Linked DNA regions of Homo sapiens: region 2 is linked to region 1. A link is an interaction called in ENCODE POLR2A ChIA-PET data of the cell type or tissue named here. Cell type or tissue: HCT116. All regions are shown on one strand. Links, peaks and the distances in the headings refer to the core of each region. The heading gives the core; the rest is flanking DNA. Region 1 overlaps LINC02608 (long intergenic non-protein coding RNA 2608). Region 2 has its middle 78 kb from the start of LINC02608.

Evidence for each region. Peaks named below come from ENCODE experiments on the same cell type or tissue, not always from the same donor. Only the 100,000 strongest peaks of a DNase experiment are listed, where the experiment ranks them.
Region 2: POLR2A ChIA-PET joins it to region 1 with 5 read pairs; 3 of 35 experiments call an interaction of 5 or more read pairs at or near these places.

Annotation. Positions count from the first base shown.
Region 1 is chr1:212,256,041-212,266,683 of GRCh38, forward strand. All of the region lies in intron 1 of LINC02608 (long intergenic non-protein coding RNA 2608), which reads right to left. Among named protein-coding and RNA genes, the nearest start is that of LINC02608, 24 kb to the right of the region's middle. RefSeq lists enhancers at 137-638, 252-431, 3,459-3,628. In HCT116, for the core only: a CTCF peak has its summit at 5,745; a DNase peak (open chromatin) is centred at 5,081.
Region 2 is chr1:212,202,118-212,212,760 of GRCh38, forward strand. No RefSeq gene overlaps it. Among named protein-coding and RNA genes, the nearest start is that of LINC02608, 78 kb to the right of the region's middle. In HCT116, for the core only: no CTCF peak of the experiment used is centred there; no DNase peak of the experiment used is centred there.

The DNA.
Region 1 (10,643 bases), core at 1,802-9,801:
CCTGCCTCACAGAACAGGGGGATTCTCTTCCTGTCATGACTATTTAGTTACTGGGCTAACAAACAAGAAAAAGTCACATGGGGCAGGATTTCAAGAGCAGAGTTACTTCAGTTGCCTGTGGAAATAACACCAGGTTGTGCAAGAAGACTTTTAGGCTGAAAAAGGCATGTTAAATCTTGGTCTGATGGTCTGACCATCTGAAAAACACAGCCCGTTTTTTCTTTTTTGGAGCTGCAGATAGGACAATGATGAGACCGTACCTCTCTCATGCCCCACAAAAGACACAAAAAGAGAGAGGCCTGAGTTTTGTGATACCCGAGAAGATTTGCATTGGTTTATCTGAGTCCTCATTTTCAGCAAATGACAGCAAGAGGCCAATAAGACACAAAGGGATTTTTTTTTTCTTTTTTTGCTCAACTGCCTTCCTTCCTGCTAAAAATCTCTCAAGCTCTGCCCATCCCTCTTCTTTACCCCACCCTGTCCCTACCACAAACCCACTTCCTCCTCAAAGTCCCAGCCCTCCCACTAGCACACTCTTTCTCCCCTGCCCCTTCTGCTCCCCTCCCATGGCTGCTAGCTCAGGGGTCATGCCCAGGCAGCCTGATGCAGGCCAGGATTCTCACTTCACTCAGCAGCCCCCAACAAAGCTGGCACTGTCTAACTGGGTCACCTTGGGAGAAGGCAGGCAGGAGTGACTGGGGTTGTGTCCTGAGAGCACGGCCAACATGGCCCTGTCTTGTTGTAATCACTTTCAATATGGCTTCTTATTATCACTATTTACAATATTATGAATGTATGAAGAAGAGCTACCACCAAGTGAGTACCTACTGTCTTCCAAGCATAGTGCTCCACACATTACATGCCTTTTCTCCTTTAATCACCCCGCAAACACATGAAGTAGCAGCTATCACAATACCCTTTTTAAACATGAGGAAATAAGGTTTAGAGAGGTTAAGCAACTTGCCCAAGACCAGGTAGCACCAAGCGGCAGCACTGGGATGCAGATTCAGATGTGCCTAGTTCCCAGCCCCCTCCTCTTAACCATCTTGACATAGGCTTGAGTGGCATTTATCTTGACTTATTCCCACCTAATGAAGTAGGAAGACCATTCAAACAGGAAGCCATCTGGGGTGAGGGGAAGCTGGTCACTGGGGATCTGGGGTCAGACTGCCCAGAAACCATGGGGATCTAGAAATGGTCATCTGCAGAGTAGCCTGCTCTTTCTCAAGGGAGTTGTGGCCAAGCTCTATCTTTGCCAGGCCTCTGGGCTAATATCCTAGTTGGTTTAGTGGTAATAGGGCCAAGGTCACGAATCTGATTCCTTTGTGGGCCAGTGAACTTCCATCCACTCCAGTGTCACAGGCAGCACTCCTAACTTTGACCAACGGTTCTCAACTTCAGACCATTGGATGAGAATAAAAATGGTTTAGGCCGGGCGTGGTGGCTCATGCCTGCAATCCCAGCCTTTGGGAGGCTGAGATAGGGGGAATGCATGAGCCCAGGAGTTTGAGACCAGCCTGGGCAACATAGTGAGACTCCATCTCTGCAAAAAATACTTTTAAAAACAATTAGCTGGGGATGGTGGTGTGCACCTATAGTCCCAGCTACTCAGGAGACCGAGGTAGGAAGATCACTTGCGCCTAGGAGGTCGAGGCTGCAGTGAGCCAAGATTGTGCCACTGCACTCCAGCCTGGGTGACAGAACAAGACCCTGTCTCAAAACAACAACAACAAAAAAATGGTTTAACACAACTCTTTAATTTTTTTAAATAAATAACCCATAAAAGCATGTACTCTGCAGATGGATGGGCAAGAGTTACAACCCTTATATAAAAACTGTTTTCTATTTGCAATAGAAGAGACCTGGTATCTCAGTGAATCCCAATCCCTGAAAGGACAAGCTCCAAATTTACTCCTTCTCTCCCAAAAGGTATTACTGGGAAATGGTAGAAGTGTTCCAATCCAGTTGAGATATCACATTTTAATTGTTTTGAGCTGGTTGAGGTCACGACACACAACGTTCTCATCAGGTGTCTCTGAGACAAAAGCAAAATCTTAATGTTCAGTAACTCAGCACAGATCCAGTACAGGACACAGAACACTGTGGAAATGAATACTATGAGGAAAAGCTATACAAACTGGCCTCTTGTAGAGATGGCTGCAGACTGTAGGGATTGTGAATGATCCCAAACAGGCTCTGGGCCAATGAAGGAGGCAACCTCCACTGTGTACACAGCACTGCAGTGGGCTTGGTGGAGAGCCATGGCCGTCTGTGAACTTTGGCCTGAACTTTGGAGGAGACAGAGCACACATGCATGCATGCAAAAACAGACAGAAACATGCAACCAAAACATTGTGTACGTAATGGTGGGAGGGCAGAGAGACAAAGCGAAAAGAACCAAGTGGATTTAAACAAGAAACAAATATCTGGCTGGGCGCGGTGGCTCACGCCTGTAATCCCAGCACTTTGGGAGGCCGAGGCGGGTGGACCAACTGAAGTCGGGAGTTCGAGACCAGCCTGACCAACATGGAGAAACCCCACCTCTACTAAAAATACAAAATTAGCCAGGCGTGGTGGCACATGCCTGTAATCCCAGCTACTCAGGAGGCTGAGGCAGGAAAATCGCTTGAACTCAGGAGGCGGAGGTTGCGGTGAGCCGAGATTGTGCCATTGCAGTGCAGCCTGGGCAACAAGAGCGAAACTCCATCTCAAAAAAAGAAAGAAAAAGAAAGAAGGAAAAACAAATTTCCAAAAGAGGAAAGAGGGAGAGCATGGAGCTTGGAGCTGAAGATTCCAAGTCTAGATGGAGAGAATAATGTGAGTCTGTGTGTAGACACAGGACCGAGCTCCTAGGGTGCCAGTGGAGCTCCAGGCCTGTGCCCAGGAGAGAACTGGAGATGAGGCCAGCTCTAGTCTATGGCATTGTGCAATGCCAGTTGGTTGGGATGGTTCTACCCCCAATCTATACCAAATTAATTAATTCATCAACATTTATTGAGTGTCTACAAGTGACTGGCATTGTACAAGTCACAGAAATATAATGATGCTTAATAAATAGTTTTACCTTCAAAGAGTCTATGATCCAGTCTAGTTGGGGACAAAAAAGCAAAGAGATGATTACAGTATCCTGTGACTATGATAGAGATCTGCCTGGGGTGCTCAGAGGTAACAGAGGGGGGAGATTGAGCTCAGGACAGTGTCAAGGATGGTGGTACCTGAGTTATCTTGAAGAACACATAGAAAATAGATGGTAAAGAAGGTGGGAAAAAGGCAATCTTAGAGCTCAATCTGGGCAAAGGCATAAAAGAGAGTTCCCACCTCACTGGGAACTGTAAGCAGTGTTTAGTGACAGGGAGTGTTGAGAAATGATTTTGAAGATACAGGCAGAACCAAATTTGAATTTAAATGTCAGACCAAGGATGCAGTGGGAAGCATTGTTCAGATGAAAGGTTTTAAGCAAGGAAATACTAGTGTTAGCATTTAATCCTGAGTTGTAGTCATGGATATAGGGTGAGAAGATAGAACAGCTTTTATGGTAAATAAGTACAACACCCCTCCTCAATGTCTACCCTTTCTCCCAGCAAGCCTGCTATCTCCAACATTTCCTTTTCCTCATGCCCCTTGTACTACTCAACACATATCAAAAATGCTGGGAAAGTCAGCCTAATTCTACTTCCACTAAGGAACATCAGCAGGCCTGGTGTGGCACTTAAAACGGCCTCGAATTAACTCCAAAGTGCCCTCTAAAGTTACCCAGGAGACCGAGAAGTGATTTGTTAGGAAGATGCCATCCAAAGTCTTACAAATATCTTTTACCTGCCAGTCCAAAATCTCAGGAAAATGGTAGACTCCTGAGTCAGCATAGTCATAATTTTTTTTTTTTTTTGAGACAAGGTCTTGCTCTGTTGCCCAGGCTGGAGTGCAGTGGCATAATCACAGCTCACTGCAGCCTTGACCTCCTGAGCTCAGGTGATCCTCCCACCCTAGCCTCCTGAGTACCCAGGACTATAGGCATGTACCACCACACCTAGCTAATATTTTCATTCTTTGTAGAGATGGGTTCTCACCATATTGCCCAGGCTGATCTTGAACTCCTGGGCTCAAGCAATCCTCCTGCCTTAGCCTCCCAAATTGCTGGAATTACAGGCATGAGCTACCTCGCCAGGTCTCATAATCTTGATGTTAGCCCAGAACAATCTGTGACTAGGTAGGATGGATGGATGGATAGATAGATAGATAGATAGATAGATAGATAGATAGATAGATAGATAGATAGATCAGCCAGTACTAGTTTTGGCTTCACAATCATATCCTGCTACCAAATTTTCCTTTTCAACAGCTGCCGTCTTAAAGTTGTAAGAACTTTAACCTATTTATATCTGATTGGTTTTGCCTCTAAAGTGATTAAAATGCCCATTTGATTTCCAAGATGCTGTGGGTATTAGGGGCACAGGCTAGCTTTTCAAATGGGTTTGTCTCTTTCAAAACAGGAAGCAGCATTGTCCAAGTTCATTAAAAATCAGCATTGGAGAACACTTACTGAGTGCCTAATTATGTAATCAGATTTTGGCCTGGGGCTGGGAATAACATTTCAAAGAGAGAGGAAGAGTCTGGCTGAACCTGGTTGGATTTAAAAAAAAAAAAAAAAAAAGCAAGAGTGAAAGATCAAGCCAGCTGGGTCCCTATCCATGTATGCTGGTCTCTGTTAGTTCCATGTCCTTGAGCCAGGTGGCCAAGGTAACTAGACTTGGCATGTCCTACTTCCCCAGATCCAGAAATTAGCGATCCTTTCCCAGGGATAGTGTCAGACCCCTTTCAGGTGTGATTGTCATTGGGGCATCATGCCTAGTGGGAACAGACTAACTTTGAATAAAAAAATTTTGAGGCGGTAAGACATGTCTGTATTTTTCAAACTCAAATGAGTTGATACCCAGCCCAACTCATACTGCGGTTGGTGACAAGAACTGAATCACACCTCTCCTGACTTCCACCATGCTGTCTCCTTTTCTCCTTGCCAATTCACTATCACCTTGGAGCCACAAAAATGCAAAACAAACCTGAACCTTGTGTTGTGAGGTAAGCCCATGAGTCATGGTTGAACAGCAGTTTCTTTTTCTCCATGTTAGCTGTGTTTTTCCTTCACTGTGGCCCAAACAAGCATCAACTTGGTGACATCAATTCATCATGTTATGGAGTAGGCACTGTGTTTGGAGATGGTAGATTCTGCAATGACTCAGGTGGTAGGGTATTTTCTTCTGATAGAGTACCCAGGAGGGATTTATGAGTTCAGAAGGCAGTAGAGTAGGGCACCTGCTTTCATTCACTGTCAGGTGGTCAGCAAAAACTTCAAGCAGAAGAAAGAATTTCAAAACATGTTAAATGCCTGGGTGTGGGGAAAGCTCCCAGGGCAAGAGGAAGGCAACTCTCAGAATGAGCTGCCTGAGATTTGCAAGATAATTGATTGGCTGAGGCCTTGTGGCACCTTCTAAAATTGGGTGTGGCTGGAAATAGCTGTTGGGGGAACCATGGGAAAGACAGAGCTCTGCTTTGAGTTCCAGGACTGTCCTGCAGGGCAGGTGTCCACTATGCTCCTAATCTCTGCTCTGTCCTTAGCCACCACCTCCGCCCTTCTTTTTCCATATCAGCTGTACTCAGCCCTTTCAAGCTTATCTCAAACTTTTGCATAAAACTCCTTCTATCCCGTGATACTTTTTGTCCTTTACAGAGTATACCCAGATCTCCAGGGTCAAAACTCCTTTTTCCCTTCCAATTTTTCCAAATGTTCCCACTTGGTGGCCAAATGTTTTTTTGAGCAATTATCATGTGCTGTTGGGAAATTCACAAGTTATAAAACAGTCACTGTAGCCTGACCAGGGAGACATACAGGTGATAATATTAAACAATAATACAAAGTAGTATAGGATTACCTGACAAAAATATACAATGGGTGGGAAATGTCTCAGGAATTTAGAGGGTTAGGAGATTATACTGGGGCTGGAATCCACAGTGAGGGCCTCATGGAAAAGCAAAATTTCAGTCTAGCTGGTGAGTGAGTGGGGCTAGGAAGGCTTTAAGTAAGGCAAGTTTAGGGAACATATACTTGGAGAGACAGTTTTATGGTAGGGGATAATAAAAATAATGTTTAACAACTAAAGAGCACCTTATAATTTACAACTTTTCTCACACACACATACACACGCACACACAAACACAATTGAATTTAAGAGGGGCAAGATAAGCCAGATAACAGAACCTTCTGAATATCATCAAAGATCTGGAAGTTTCAGCAATGTTGTGGTCACCTACCTCCTGCCAAGCAATCTTGTATATCGTATCTCATTTAATTCAAGAAGTAGTCTTGTGAGGTAGATGTTGTTATCACCATTTTACATATGAGTAAATTAATGGTTAAGGAACTTCTCAAGATCACATAGTTAATAATAATAATAATAGCAATTACACATGGTAATCACTATATGCCAGACACTATTTAAGTATTCTTACAACAACTCTATAAAGTAAGAACTCTTGTTAACCCCATTTTTAGATGGGAAAAACTGAAGTGTGGAGATGTTAAAACACCTGCCTAAGGTATACAACTAAGAAATGTCAGAAACTAGCCACAAATGTGAGACATATACATAATTTTAAATGTTCTAGCAGCCACATTAAAAAATAAAAAGAAACAAGTAAAATTAATTTTAATAATACATTTTATTTAACCAAATATCTCCAAAGTATTTTAAAATTCATTTTTATGTTTTATGTTTTTAGAGACAGTCTTGCTCTGTCACCCAGGCTGAAGTGCAATGGTGCAATCATAGCTTATTGCAGCCTCAAACTCCTAGGCTCAAGGGATCCTCCCACCTCAGCCTCCTGAGTAGCTTGGACTACCATGCCCAGCCAAAATATTATTTCAACATATAATCCATATTAAAAATTATTAAATATATATTATATTCTTTTTAATGTGAAATCTCTGAATTGAGTATTTTTAAACATACAGCATATTTCAATTCAAATGCTAAATTTGCATCAGAAATATTTGATCTGTATATTTCACACACTTTATAGTTTTAAAAAATAGATTCACATACCCAAGTTATTCCAAACATACTTAAAAGTTTTCCAATAACTAAGTTGAGTACCAAAAATAATTTTCTTTTAACATTTACATCCATATTGTCAAATCTGGTTTCTTTATTTTTAGAAGAATTAACTTGACTTTAAAGCAAACTTATTATCAGTTTCAAATTATGTCTGTTTAATTCAGTAACTCTTGTGTCAACTCAGTATTATTAAAGTTGAATTCAAAGGGGTATTACATAAGTTGAAAATAAATGATACATTCATCAATTATATAATGTATTCATATTCTTAGTTTCACAACAAATTTGCATAATACTGTTTATTATAATGAAAATTTGCATGTTAATTTGTTAGAAGAATGTATAAGATTGTTATTGATTTGTATTACGAAAAATTTTAGTTTCAACATAGATTTTTGTACTTGTCTAGCTAGGTCATGGATAAGACTTTTCCTTTCCTCGAAGCTTCAAATTTAGCTCATTCATATGCTGTGTGATATCAATGAGAAAACAAAATCACACTGCTGTTTTTGGTCTTTTATTATTAAATATTTGGAAAGTATTCCTTTTGTTTCAAGAAAATTTTAAATGAGAATTAACAGTACATTAAACCTTTGTAAAGATCTCTCCACTACTCAACCAATGGGCATTGGAAAAGAGCACAAGATCATTACATTTACTTTCTTTTATGTATTTCTACAGTTCTACGAGCTGATGATTCATAGCATTTGCACATATATTTAACAACTGTATCATGACACTGTTCAGAAAACTGAACATAAATATCTTCAATATGTATAAGAGCAACAAAGTAATAGAAGAAATATCAGTTTCTTGCTTTAAAATTGCAATAAATCTAGACTTTTGATTTAACATAGCCAGAGCACCCTTCTTTGTGATAGAATCTGTGTTATATCTAGCTGACTGTTTTCTTTGACAGGAATAAAAGACTCAAAAACATCTACACCAGTCAGTTCACTAAATAGGCTGCAAAATAGCAATACTTGTTTTTTATAAGTTTGAAAGTCCTTTTAAGACAAAACACATTCAAAGTATTAATTGAGCAGGTCCTCTTATATAACTTCTCAAAGTAGAAGAAAGTCCTTGTAATTTTCCAAAACTTAAATCAATTGAACTTTGGTATTGTTAGAAAAATTTTGTATTCAATAGGCAGTTGTTTGGCAGGTTAAATTGAAGGGCTTTCATTCCCCTCCTCCCAGTTTTACTGAGGTATAATTAACAAAAATCGCATATATTTAAGATGTATGATGCGATGATTTGATATACGTATATATTGTGAAATGACTACCACAATCAAGCTAACATACCTATCACCTCACATAACAACGCTTTTTTGTGTGTGTGGTGAGAACACTTAAGATAAACTCTGTTAGCAAATTTTAAGTATACACTACATTATTATTAACTATAGTCATCATGCTATACATTAGATCTTCAGAATTTATTGATCTTATAAAGGAAAGTTTGTACCCTTTGACCAGTATCTCCCTATTTCCCTCACCCTCCATCCCTGGTAACAACCATTCAACTCACTGTTTTTATTTTATTTATTTTTAATTGTTATTATTTTATTTATTTATTTATTTTTTGAGATGGAGTCTTGCTCTGTCACCCAGGCTGGAGTGCAGTGGCACAATCTTGGCTCACGGCAACCTCTGCCTCCCAAGTTCCAGCGATTCTCCTGCCTCAGCCTCCCGAGTAGCTGGGACTACAGGCATGCGCCACCACACCCAGCTAATTTTTGTATTTTTTAGTAGAGACAGGGTTTCACCACATTGGCCAGGCTGGTCTCAAACACTTGACCTTGTGATCCACCCGCCTTGGCCTCCCAAAGTGCTGGAATTACAGGTGTGAGCCACCGTGCCCGGCCTATTTTTTTTTTTTTTTCAGACTGAGTCTCGCTGTGTTGCCCAGGCTGGAGGGCAGTGGCGCAATCTCGGCTCACTGCAACCTGTGCCTCCCAGGTTCCAGCGATTCTCCTGCCTCAGCCTCTTGAATAGCTGGGACTACAGGCACACGCCACCACACCCAGCTAATTTTTGTATTTTTAGTAGAGATAGGGTTTCACCATATTGGCCAGGCTGGTCTCGAACTCCTGGCCTCAGGTGATCCAGCAGCCTTGGCCTCCCAAAGTGCTGGGATTACAGTCATGAGCCACCATGCCTGGCCAACCCACTGTTTTTATGTTTGACTTTTTTAGATTTCACATAAGTGAGGTCACACATTATTTGCCTTTCTGTGTCTAGCTTTTTTCACTTAGCATAATGTCCTCCAGGTTCATCTATGTTGTCACAAATGACAGGATTTTCTTTTATTTTTTAGGCTGAATAATATTCCTGTGTGTGTGTATCATATTTTCTTTATCAATTCATCTATCAATGGTCATATAATGCTGCAGTGAATGAAGTGCCGATATCTCTTTCAGATACTGATTTCATTTCCTTTGGATATATACCCAGAAATGGGGTTGCTTGATCATACGATAGTTCTATTTTTTGATTGTTTTAGGAACCTCTGTGCTGTTTTCCGTAATGGCTGTACTATGCTTTAACTTTTTGTAAAATATATTTTACATTTTTTCTTATACTTTTCCACCAATATATCCATGACTAAAATAATAATTTCTTTTATTACCTCTCTATCTAAAAATGACTTTCTTTTTTGTGTAAGAATCTATGTCATCTTATAGTAGGCCAACATTATATGCTCAGATACCGCGAAAAATTGTTTAAAATATTTGTTGGGCATATAATTCTAATTTCAGGCAACCAATATTAATTCTTTTTTAACTGCTGAGAGTAAATGTCTTACCAAGTTCACTATATATTTGCTGAAAATGTCTCATACTATTGTTTACTTCTTTTTTTGGGTGGGGGGATGGAGTCTTGCTCTGTTGCCCAGGCTGGATTGCATTGGTGCCATCTTGGCTTACTGCAACCTCTGCCTCCTGGGTTCAAGCCTGCCTCAGCCTCCCAAGTAGCTGGGAGTACAGGCGTGTGCTCCATGCCTGGCTAATTTTTGTATTTTTAGTAGAGACGGGGTTTCGCCATGTTGGCCAGGCTGGTCTCGAACTCCTTTCCTGAAGTGATCCACCTGCCTCAGCCTCCCAAAGTGCTGGGAGTACAGGTGTGAGCCACCGCACCCGGCCTGTTTACTTTATATTTTTAAATAAAATAAACAGCTTTTAAATTTTGCTCTGCTGCAGCAAATTGCAATTGCTGTTCACTTTGTAAATTTGTGACTTGACTTCTTCCAGTCTCTTTTTTGTTGAGACAGTGTCTGCTGTGTCGCCCAGGCTGGATTGCAGTGCCCCAATCATGGTTCACTGCATCCTCAACTTCCTAGGATCCAGCGATCCTCCCACCTCTGCCTCCCAAGTAGCTGGGACTACAGGTGTGCATCACCATGCCTGGCTAACTTTTTGTATTTTTTGTAGATATGGGGTTTCATTATGTTGCCCAGGCTGGTCTCAAACTCCGAGGCTCAAACGATCCTCCTGTCTCAGCCTCCCAAAATGCTGGTATTATAGGCATG
Region 2 (10,643 bases), core at 1,559-9,558, 54 kb before region 1:
GATCTCAGCTCACCACAACCTCCACCTCCTGGGTTCAAGCAATTCTCCCACCTCAGCCTTCTGAGTAGCCAGGATTACAGGTGTGTGCCACCACACCCAGCTAATCTTTGTATTTTCAGTTGAGACAGGGTTTTGCCATGTTGGTCAGGCTGGTCTGGAACTCATGACCTCAGGTGATCCGCCCGCCTTGGCCTCCCAAAGTGCTGGGATTACAGGCATGAGCCACTGCGCCCAGCCTTTTTTTTTTTTTTTTTTTTTAATTATCAGATGCCTGGTAACCACACCCAAAGGAAAGCTATGGAATGTTCTGTTGTTTTGCTTTTTTTTTTTTTTTTTTTAATGGCTCAGCTCTGTTCAGGAAAAGGTTTAGTTTTCTAAGAAAATTCCAATAATCTGAATAATGATAATTGCTGTCTAAACCTCCCTACATAGTTGACGATGCATTGTTTCTCTCATACCTTATCTTTTGTATAAAAAGATAAACATCTCTTTGGTTCTGTTTGCCTTCTGGTAAGGAAAGAAGTTGCACAGAGAAAGGCTGTTCTCCGGCTAAGAAGGAACCAAGAAGAAGTTGCCAACATGGAGAGGCCCAGGGCATGCTGGAGAGGGAAGCAGAGAGGCCCAGGGCATGCTAGGAAGTAAAGCAGAGGGGCCCAGGGCATGCTGGGAGGGAAGCAGAGAGGCCCAGGGCATGCTGGGAAGGGGAAATGGAGAGGCCTAGGGACCTTGGCTGCTAGACAGCTTGCTATTCCAGGCTCCTCTTGAAAGCTCTTGTGCTCAGCTAGCTAGTCATTGTGACTCAGCTCTGCCTGCGAAGCGCCTACAGTCTAGTTGAGAAGGTAAGGTACATAAGTATAACTATATTAAAAAGCAGTTCGAGGCCACATTTAAATATATCAGCAAGTGAACAATACAGACAGTAAAAGCAGAAATCCTGTGAGTTGGAAGGTTAGAGGAAGCTTCGTGGGAGAAGTAGGATTCTCGATGAATCCTAAAAGATGGGTAGATTGTTGGAGAAACGGAGATAATTAAGGTCCCACTGCTAGGGAGATTGTATATAAGCAGAGGAGGAAATGAACGCAGCATGTTGGGAAAACCTATATTTCCCAAGCTATTTTATTATTGATTTTCATCATCTCCTGAACTTCAGTTGATTGGATTGGTTTTTGCCATTTTGTCATCATTCCTTAAATCTCCAGCGCAATCTCCAGCATTTACCTTTCTTTATTTCTGTGGACGAGAAACAGATCTGTCTTTTTGCCTTTTGGGGCACTGGCTTCCTGAGTGTAGAAGTCATGACTGTGATGTGCAGTATGCCTGGGAAAAATAAAAGGAGTTACTCCTTGCACCCAGGGTTAGACTTTCCTCATGGCAAGAGATTTTGGGGAATAGTTTTCGGCAGTGATCCCATCTTCAAACACTTCTGGGATACTCATGACTAGCTAACTCCTGCTGGCGGCTGCCTCCCATCACTGACCTCGAGTTTCTCCAGGAAGAGATCACATGTGGGGCTTCCATGACTGCGTTTATGCAACAGCAACACTGACCAGTCTGGCCACAGAATCAGAACTGGCTCAAGTCTGGACCCTGAAGGCATTTATCAACTTTCTGGTCTCTCTTGAGCTTCTAGGGTCTCAACCATTATCCTGGCCAAGGGATTTAGCCAAGAAGAAAGGGCATCTGGGCAAAATGCCATTAGGAAGGTTGTCCGCCAGGAAACAACACACGCTTTATTTATGGTCTTTCCTTTCCCCCCATCAAATCAGATTTTGCTTTCTCCCACTACTGAGGTGACAGAGACAAAGACTTGTGTTTAATATGCAAAAGCAGTAGCTTACATCCAAATTGCTATTATCCCTGCAAAAAGACTTCTTTCAGAGCTTTACAATCCTTTTGCTATTTACTTTCTTGCGTGGGTTACATTTACCTATTTTTTGCTGCGAGTTTTATATAGCTTAATCACAGAGAAAAAGAAGCAGTTCTATACTACTATTTCTTTTTTCTAACCAGTCATCCCATTGAATTTTTATTAAGAAAAATTCTACCTGGATGTAAAAAAAATTTTACATGAAGGAATTGCAAATAAGTATAAGAATTGCACATATGCATAAAAATAATTGTATTTTATTTTATTTATCTTACTTTCCAAAAGATGATAAAATCACTGACATATGCAAGTATAAAAGCACTATACGCCCTCAATTTTTGTTGGTTTCCTCTCTGTAAAATGGAAGGTTTGCCCTGCATAGATTATTTTTAAGTTTCCTTTGAGTTTAATATTCCTTGGTCCTACAGGAGGATATGGTGCTGTTGTTTTTGTTGGAAATTCAAGATGGTAGCATATAAAAAGAGGATTAGACAGAGAAACAGAAATTTGTCTTGGAGTAGACTGGCAACTACCATCTAAGACCCTTTTCTGTCTGGACAGGTCTTTGAATGGTCAGCATTAGCATAAGTGGAAGTAAGTCAGCAATTGCTCCATATTCACCTGGAGTTTAAAATTGGCAGCCAAAGGTTGCAAACTCAAATGCCTCCAGGGTTTGGAGGTTGGTACTGTAGGTGGGGGCCTGAGGGGAATGGTAGGAACCCCAGTCTGTAGGAGAGTGCTTGTCTCCTCCTTAAAAGTATCTAAGTAAATAAATAAATAAATAAAGGTGGCCCAAACACACAGACAAATCTCTGACTTTATTTAGCCTACAGGCTACTAGTTTCCTACCCTTAAATTCCATATCAGCCTATCTGTTCATTTTTTAAGTAAAGAATCTGAGGGACAGTAATTTGCCCAAGGTCAGACAGCAATTTAGTAGTATAGCAAGGCCAAGAAGCCGGACGTTTTGCTCTCTAAGTCAGTGTTCTTCCGTCTGGTTCTCTCTCAGCTCAGATCTGTCCCAGCAAGCAAGCCTGCTGATTGTCTAAACACTGAATAGACTGTGGCTTTGCTGCCTTTACCTGAACATTGTTTATAACAATAGCTACTTCATAAAGGTAAAAGTAGATTGCTATGGTTAGAATATGTGCCACAGAAATTAATGTGCTGGAGACTTGATCCCCAATGCAACAGTGTTGGAGGCGGGGCATAATGGGATGTGTTTAGCCCCAGAGGCTTGTCTCTTTCAAGCCCTTTTGAATGGACTAATGCTGTTATAAAAAGGGCTCATGGGATTAGATTCTTCCTCCCACCTTTCTTTCTCTTTCCTCTCTCCCCACCCCCCACCCCCAACTTTTTCCCTTCCATCTTCCATCTAGAAAGGATGAAGCAGGAGTGCCCTCACCAGATGCCAGTGCCTTGGTCTTAGACTTCCCAACCTCCAGAACTGTGATAACATAAATTTCTGTTCTTTATAAATTACTGTTCTTTATAAATTACTCAGTGTCAGATATTCTATTATAGCAGCACAAAACATACTAAGACATAAATCTATGTTAAAGTCACTTTCAAAAAGTGTTGATATGTTATTAATTCATTATTAAATCATGAACACTCTAGAACAGTGCCATTCAACAGCTCCATACTTAATTTTAAAGGACTTAGTAGAAACATTTTAACAAATAAAATCAATATATCAAAAATATCATCATTTCAACTTGTAATAAATATATAAAATTATTAATGGGATATTTACATTCTTTTTTCATAGAACTCTTCAAATCTGTTGAGTATCTTATAGTACATCTTAATTCAGACAGCCACATTTCAGGTGCTTGATAGCCACATATGGCCAGTGGCTACCATATTGGACAGTGTGGTTCTAGAAGGTTCCTTGTTTCATTCTCACCCTACTCACAGCCAACCAGGGAAGGGAGAAAGTTCCCAGAGGCTTGTCTCTTTCAAGCCTTCTATTGTTGGTTAATTAAATCCCTAAGCAACGGCTGAGTCACTTGCGACTGTGGAAGACAATTTAAGAAATCTATCTCAAAGCCAAGAACATAGCTCCCCACGTAAAAGGAGGGGAGGCAAGTCCTTTGAGCTAGATGCCTTGAAGGAAGAGTCTGTGCTGAGTCAGGTGCCCCTATGTAGGAGCGAAGGAGATAAGTCATTGCCAAGGGGACAGAGGAAAGCAGAGAAGAGAAATGGTTCTCCTTACGGTCACCATTTCCCTCCAGAGCCCCTGTGAAGGAGGGTCTATGGTGCTTAGTTCTCACTAAGAGAACTAAGCTCTCCATGAGGCAGGTACTATACTATTCTCATTTTATAGAGGAGGAAATCCAGGCAGAGAGGTCATGTACTTGCCTGAGGTCATGTAGCTAGTAATCAGCAAAGCTAGTGCTCAACACTCAGGTATGATGGACTTCAATACCAATTTCTTTTTTTTTTTTAATTTTGAGATGGAGTCTCGCTGCTGTCACCCAGGCTCGAGTGCGATGGTGCGATCTGGGCTCACCACAACCTCCGCCTCCTAGGTTCCAGCAATTCTCCTGCCTCAGTCTCCTGAGTAACTGAGATTACAGGCGCCTGCCACCACGCCTGGCTAATTTTTGTATTTTTAGTAGAGATGGGGGTTTCACCATATTGGCCGGGCTGGCCTTGAACTCCTGACCTCAGGTGATCCACCCTCCTGGGATTACAGGCGTGAGCCACCGCACCCGGCCTCAATACCTATTTCTTAACCACTGGGCTATATTAGGAAGTTCTGACACCATCTCCAAATATCACAGAGGGCACATGAACTTTTGCATAAAATGTGCATGAATGTTTGGTGTTTACATACAACTTATTACTGTCTACATGACTGAATGGTCTATTTTCAGGCAAATTTCCATCTAAAACAGTATCACTCCTTCCCAACACAGTTGGTTGCTTCTTAATCTTTCTTTTTGCTATTCATTTTCACCCATCCACTATTTCTGGTGGACTCCTGGGAGCAAAACTGTATGGGAAAATGGGAGACTCACATAGCAAAGAAGTAGGAGGTGAATGCCAGGAATCAGCAGGGCTGGCTATCTGTATAGGATTTGGCTGAATGTGGCATCTGATCTGGGATGGAAGAGGAGGGGAATATCACACATTTTGTTTGTCTCAAAATATCCTATCAACCTCAGTCCTGTAATTAGTGAGTTATTCCCACCAGGTAATTCATTTCACCAGAGGAAAGGCGTTTTCTCCAGAAGATCCCATTGAAATGAAGCAGGCCTAATGGGGAGGCCAGGTGGAATAGCAGCTGAGCCTGCAGTCTGTGGGGCTGTATTGCCTGTGTTTGACACCCTGCCCTGCCACTTTCCAGATGAGTCACTTTGGACAGTTTACTGAAATTTCTCTGCCTCAGTCTTCATTTAAAAACTGGATATAGCCAGGCGTGGTGGCTCACACCTGTAATCCCAACACCTGGGGAGGCCGAGACAGGCAGATCACGCAGTCAAGAGATCGAGACCATCCTGGCCAACGTGGTGAAACCCTGTTTCTACTAAAAAAAAAAAAAAAAAAAAAAAAAAATTAGCCGGGCATAGCGGCATGCGCCTGTAGTCCCAGCTACTCGGGAGGCTGAGGCAGGAGAATCGCTTGAACCCGGGAGGCAGAGGTTGCAGTAAAGCAAGATCGCGCCATTGCACTCCAGCCTGGCAAGAGAGCGAGACTCCGTCTCAAAAAAAATAAAAAATAAAAACTGGATAAAAAACTAGTTTTACATGATAGGACTTTCAGGATGATTAAAAGAGATGAGAAATATGAAGTTCCTGAAGAGTTAGCAGTCAGTAATCTTACGGTGCAATAGCATGAATGCCCAATTCAGTGGTCCTTAACCACTGAATCACCAGGAGAGTTCATTAAAATACAGGGACCCAGGCTTATTTTCCCAAGAGGGGGAAGGGTTACAAACAAGCAACATTTGTCCCTTGCCTTGGCTGGCATTGGTGTACCAGAATATTAAGTCCTTATCCATGTGGTGCCAAAAATACCAAGAGGCCAAGTGATGTCGTGGGAAAGGCATGGGCTTCAGTGTCAGACAGGTCTGTGATGAAACTCGGCCCAGTCACTTGCTGGCTATATGACCTTGGGGAAGGCTTTTCATCTCTCTGAGCCTCAGTTTCCCTATTTGTGTGGTGCAAATCATTATAGCTGTCTTTTTGCTTGCAGCGAGGATTAATTTAGGGCCAGCAGTGCCCAGTGGTCAGCTAATGTGGTTAGGATGGAGCCCTCACTTCATTTGACACCAAGGCCTCTCACAACATGGGAAATAGAGCTTCTGGGAGCATCCTTGGGAGCAACTGGGCTGTCCAGCTGGCACTGAATGGAACTGAATTTTCTACAGGAGGAACAGCTGCCAGGTCATTGGTAAGCTGGTCACTGAGGATTGATGCCGGCTCAGAGATATCACTAGTGGAGAAGCTGGTTGGAACAGAGATAGGCCGTAGGGAGGGGTCCATTGGCTTCTTGCTTACTACAAAATAAACTCCTTCTATTTCTGGGAGTTAGAACCCTTCATATTAACCTAAGGAGTATTCCCTCCATGCCAGTAGAACAAAAATCTCCCACCTAGGCTGCACCCTTTTGAAGAGGTAGATGAGTCCTATGAGTGGTGGGCCTGGTGGTGGTGGTGGTGGTGGTGGTGGTGGTGGTGGTGGTGGTGTTCCCTCCCACCTCATCAGGGGGAAGAATCACTTTGGAATCTCCCTCCATTCACTCTTTGATTTACAGTCTTATAAAGGAATGATTTAATTCTCAGCATTAAATGCACAGATTCACACACATTATACAAAAACCAATAATTCACAGGCAAGCCAGAAGAGATTCTGAGACTTAGTCTACAGAGATGACAGACACAGTGATTCTTTCCTCCCTATTTCCCATATTCCACCCCCAAATACCCTGCAGTAGTCCCCCATCTGTCCAGGTGAGGAGGAAGCCCTCAAAGAGGAAATCTCCCCTGCTGCTTCTAGCTCAAGATATGGCCAAATTTTATAAGATCTTTTTAGCCATAAGACATTCTAACAGGGGATACTGGGAATGGAGACAGAGGAGGGAGGCTTGGAAGTCAAGTTCAGCTTTCTTTGCAGTTGTTTCTTTGTTATTTACATTATGACTTTTCTTGTTTCTGAGCTGTTGTTGACATTTTGCCTTTATTCTGGCCATTGCTGCCTCCTACCCTGTTTCTAGGAGCACACACCTCACCTCTCTCTCTCAGTGTGCTAGAATGTAGCTCCTGGCCTGACTTATTCGTCTTTATATCCCCAGCACTTAGCACAGTTCCTGGCACCTCCACCTCCTCCATCATGACTGTTGACTGTGTGGAATGGCTTGTTATTGCACTGGCAGTGAGACTCACTTAAAGAAGGTGGCTTTGTTATGGTTTCCCTAAAAGGTGGCTCTGTCCTTATCTGGCTTGGCTGAACAGAGGGCAAATGGGACAGTGGGAGGAGAGGAATCAACAGTTTCCCAGTTTTTCCCCCAGGCAATGTGAAACACCTGGGATTTGGAACCTGAAACCTGAATTCAAGAGACCAAACTTCCACTAACTGGACGAACCTTGGGCCATTTACTCAAGCCCTCTGGACTTCAGTTTGTTTGTATCCTGGAAAATATAATAAGATTTTTCCCTTCCTGCCTTATAATCAAAGAAGCTGTGATGATGTAAGAAATAAGGTTTTGGAAAATGCTCTGTAAAGAACTGTGTGAATGACAGCTATTATTTTTCATAAAGTGATTTCTTTGGTGGGTTCATAGTGTTGTAGCTCAAATGTATTAGGCACCTACTATGTCCTAGGCATAGTGTGAGGTGTTTCAAGAAGTACATAATCAAGATGTAAAAGGAGTGGCGTGAAGACAGCTCAAAGAAGGGAGCCATTCATAGACAGCACCCACCCCGGGGGGTGTCATAGGTGCTTCTGTTGCGAAAACAGCCCAGAGCCTTTCATCCTTTAGAGTTTGAAGTAACATGGAAGGCATCCTCATTTGGCTTCAGGACACCCCCGGGCCAGTCTGTGAATGGCTCCCTTCTTCGGGCTGTCCTCATTTGCACCCAATGGTACTGGCCACCAACTCTAGGAATGTTGAGAATTAACCAAATACGATCTCTGCCGAAGCAACATATGGATCATGGAGACTGTGTGATTTCAATTATCAGTGTCTATTCTATTAATAATAGGTGTTGTAGGAGGAAAAAAAATAATAGTGTCAGCTAAAATTTGCTTTTACAAATAGGCCAGGCACTATTCCAAGTGATTTATATATATATATTCACTCATTTAATCTTTACAAGAATCCTACCAGGTAGGATCTGGTGTTATCCTCATTTTACAGATGGGGGCACTGGGACACAGAATGTTTAAGTAACTTGCCCCAAGCCTCTCAGACTGGAGCTGGGGAGCCATAATTTGAACCCAGGTAGTCTTGCACCAAAGAAAACGAGGCATGCTGCTAACCTTGACAGCAGCCTCTAGGACAGCCCATGGACTGTGCCCAGAAGGAAAAAAAGCATACTCCGAATGACAAAATAAGCTCTGGATGACCTCTTACTGATCACCATCTTTTCCCCAACACAAACTCCAGAAATACCAGGTCATTAGCAATTATGCAAGGGTTGAGGAGGAAGGAGGTTTTCCACTCTTTATTCCATTTCATTATACTTCTTCTTCTTCTTCTTCTTTTTTTTTTTTTTTTTTTTTGAGACAGGGTCTCGCTCTGTCTCCCAGGATGGAGTGCAGTGGGGCGATCTCGGCTCACTGCAACTCACTGCAACCTCCACCTCCTGGGTTCAAGTGATCCACCTGCCTCACCTCCCTAGTAGCTGGGACTGCAGGTGTGTGCTATCACTCCCAGCTAATTTTTTTTTTTTTTTTTTTGTATTTTTAGTAGAGACAGGGTTTCACCATGTTTGCCAGGCTGGTCTTAAACTCCTGACCTCAGGTGATCCGCCTGCCTTGGCCTCTCAAAGTGCTGGGATTACAGGCATGAGCCACCATGCCTGGCCTATACTTCTTATTTAAGAACAACTTGGCCTGGCGCGGTGGCCCATGCCTGTAATCCCAGCACTTTGGGAGGCCAAGGCAGGCGGATCATGAGGTCAGGAGTTCGACACCAGGCTGGCCAATATGGTGAAACCCCATCTCTACTAAAAATACAAAAATTAGCCGGGCATGGTGGCGCGTGCCTGTATTCCCAGCTGCTCAGGAGGCTGAGGCAGAAGAATCACTTGAACCCAGGAGGCGAAGGTTGCAGTGAGCCGAACTCATGCCACTGCACTCTATCCTGGGTGACAGAGTGACTCTTATCAAAAAAAAAAAAAAAAAAAAAACTAAAAAAAAAAAAAGATAAAATCATGACTCTCCTACAGATATAAAATGAAGACATCACTATGGTTTGAATATGTCCCCTAAAAAGCGTATGCTGGAAACTGAATTCCCAGTGCAACAGTGTTGGGAGGTGGAGTGGAGCCTGATGGTGGGTGTTTAGGTCATGAGGGCTCCACCATCATGAATGGATTAATGCTGACTGTGAAAAGACTCGCTGCTGCCAGTCTGAGCTCTCATTCTCATCACGTGATGTCTTCTGCTGTGTTACGATGCAGCAAGGAGGCCCTCACCAGATGCAGCCCCTGAATCTTGGGCTTTCCAGCTTTTAGAACTGTAAGCCAAATACATTTCTGTTCATTACAAATTACTCAGCCTGTGGTATTCTGTTATAGCAGCATAAAATGGACTAAGGCACACATGTTAGGGATTTTTTTTTTTTTTAAAGACTGAGTACTGCTCTGTCGCGCAGGCTGGAATGCAGTGGTGCGATCTCAGCTCACTGCAACCTCTGCCTCCTGGGTTCAAGTGATTCTTCTGCCTCAGCCTCCAGAGTAGCTGGGACTACAGGTGCATGCCACCACGCCCAGCTAATTTTTGTATTTTTAATAGAGATGGAGTTTCACCATGTTGGCCAGGCTGATCTCGAACTCCTGACCTTGTGATCTGCCCACCTCAGCCTCCCAAAGTGCTGGGATTACAGGCATGAGCCACCGCACCCAGCCACATGTTAGGGATTTTTAAAACTCAGAACTGGATTGAATTTGGGGCTTTGCTGCTTACTAGCTGTAGTAACTTAAATGCATTTCTTAACCTATAAAAAGGAGATAGATACCACATGGACAGCAGTGAAGATTAAATGAACCAACCTATGGCTATGAGGAAGATTTCTGATGCAGGTAACAGAGCCCCCAACTTAATATGATATAACACAATAATAAATTATTATATCACATGCTAGGAAGTCCAGAAATATCTCAGGCTCCAGGGGAGAATACTCGGTTCCGCCCTCCCGTAGGTGTTACATTCATCCTTAGGTTGATAACAAGATAACTGTAAGAGTTTCAGGAATCTCATCTAGAAATAAAAACCAGAGAGAAAGGTCATCTCTTTCTGTGTCTCTTTCACACAATCTTTCTTTTCCAGAACTTTCCTTCATGCTTCATTGGCCAGTGTTTTGTTATTTGACCTTTCCTCAACAAGTCCTTGGCAAGGGAGATGGAAATATCATGACTGGCTTAGACTAATCAATACTTACTTTCGGAATTGGAATGGGGTCACCTTTCTCTGGGTTTCAAAAGGAAACAATAGATGAACAAAATTGAGGTTCTGTTAGCTAAAATGGAAGAATGGAGAAATAGAAGTTGAGTAGGCCACCCGTAGGTTCCACTATCATCAGCAAATGCCCAGTATAAAGATTA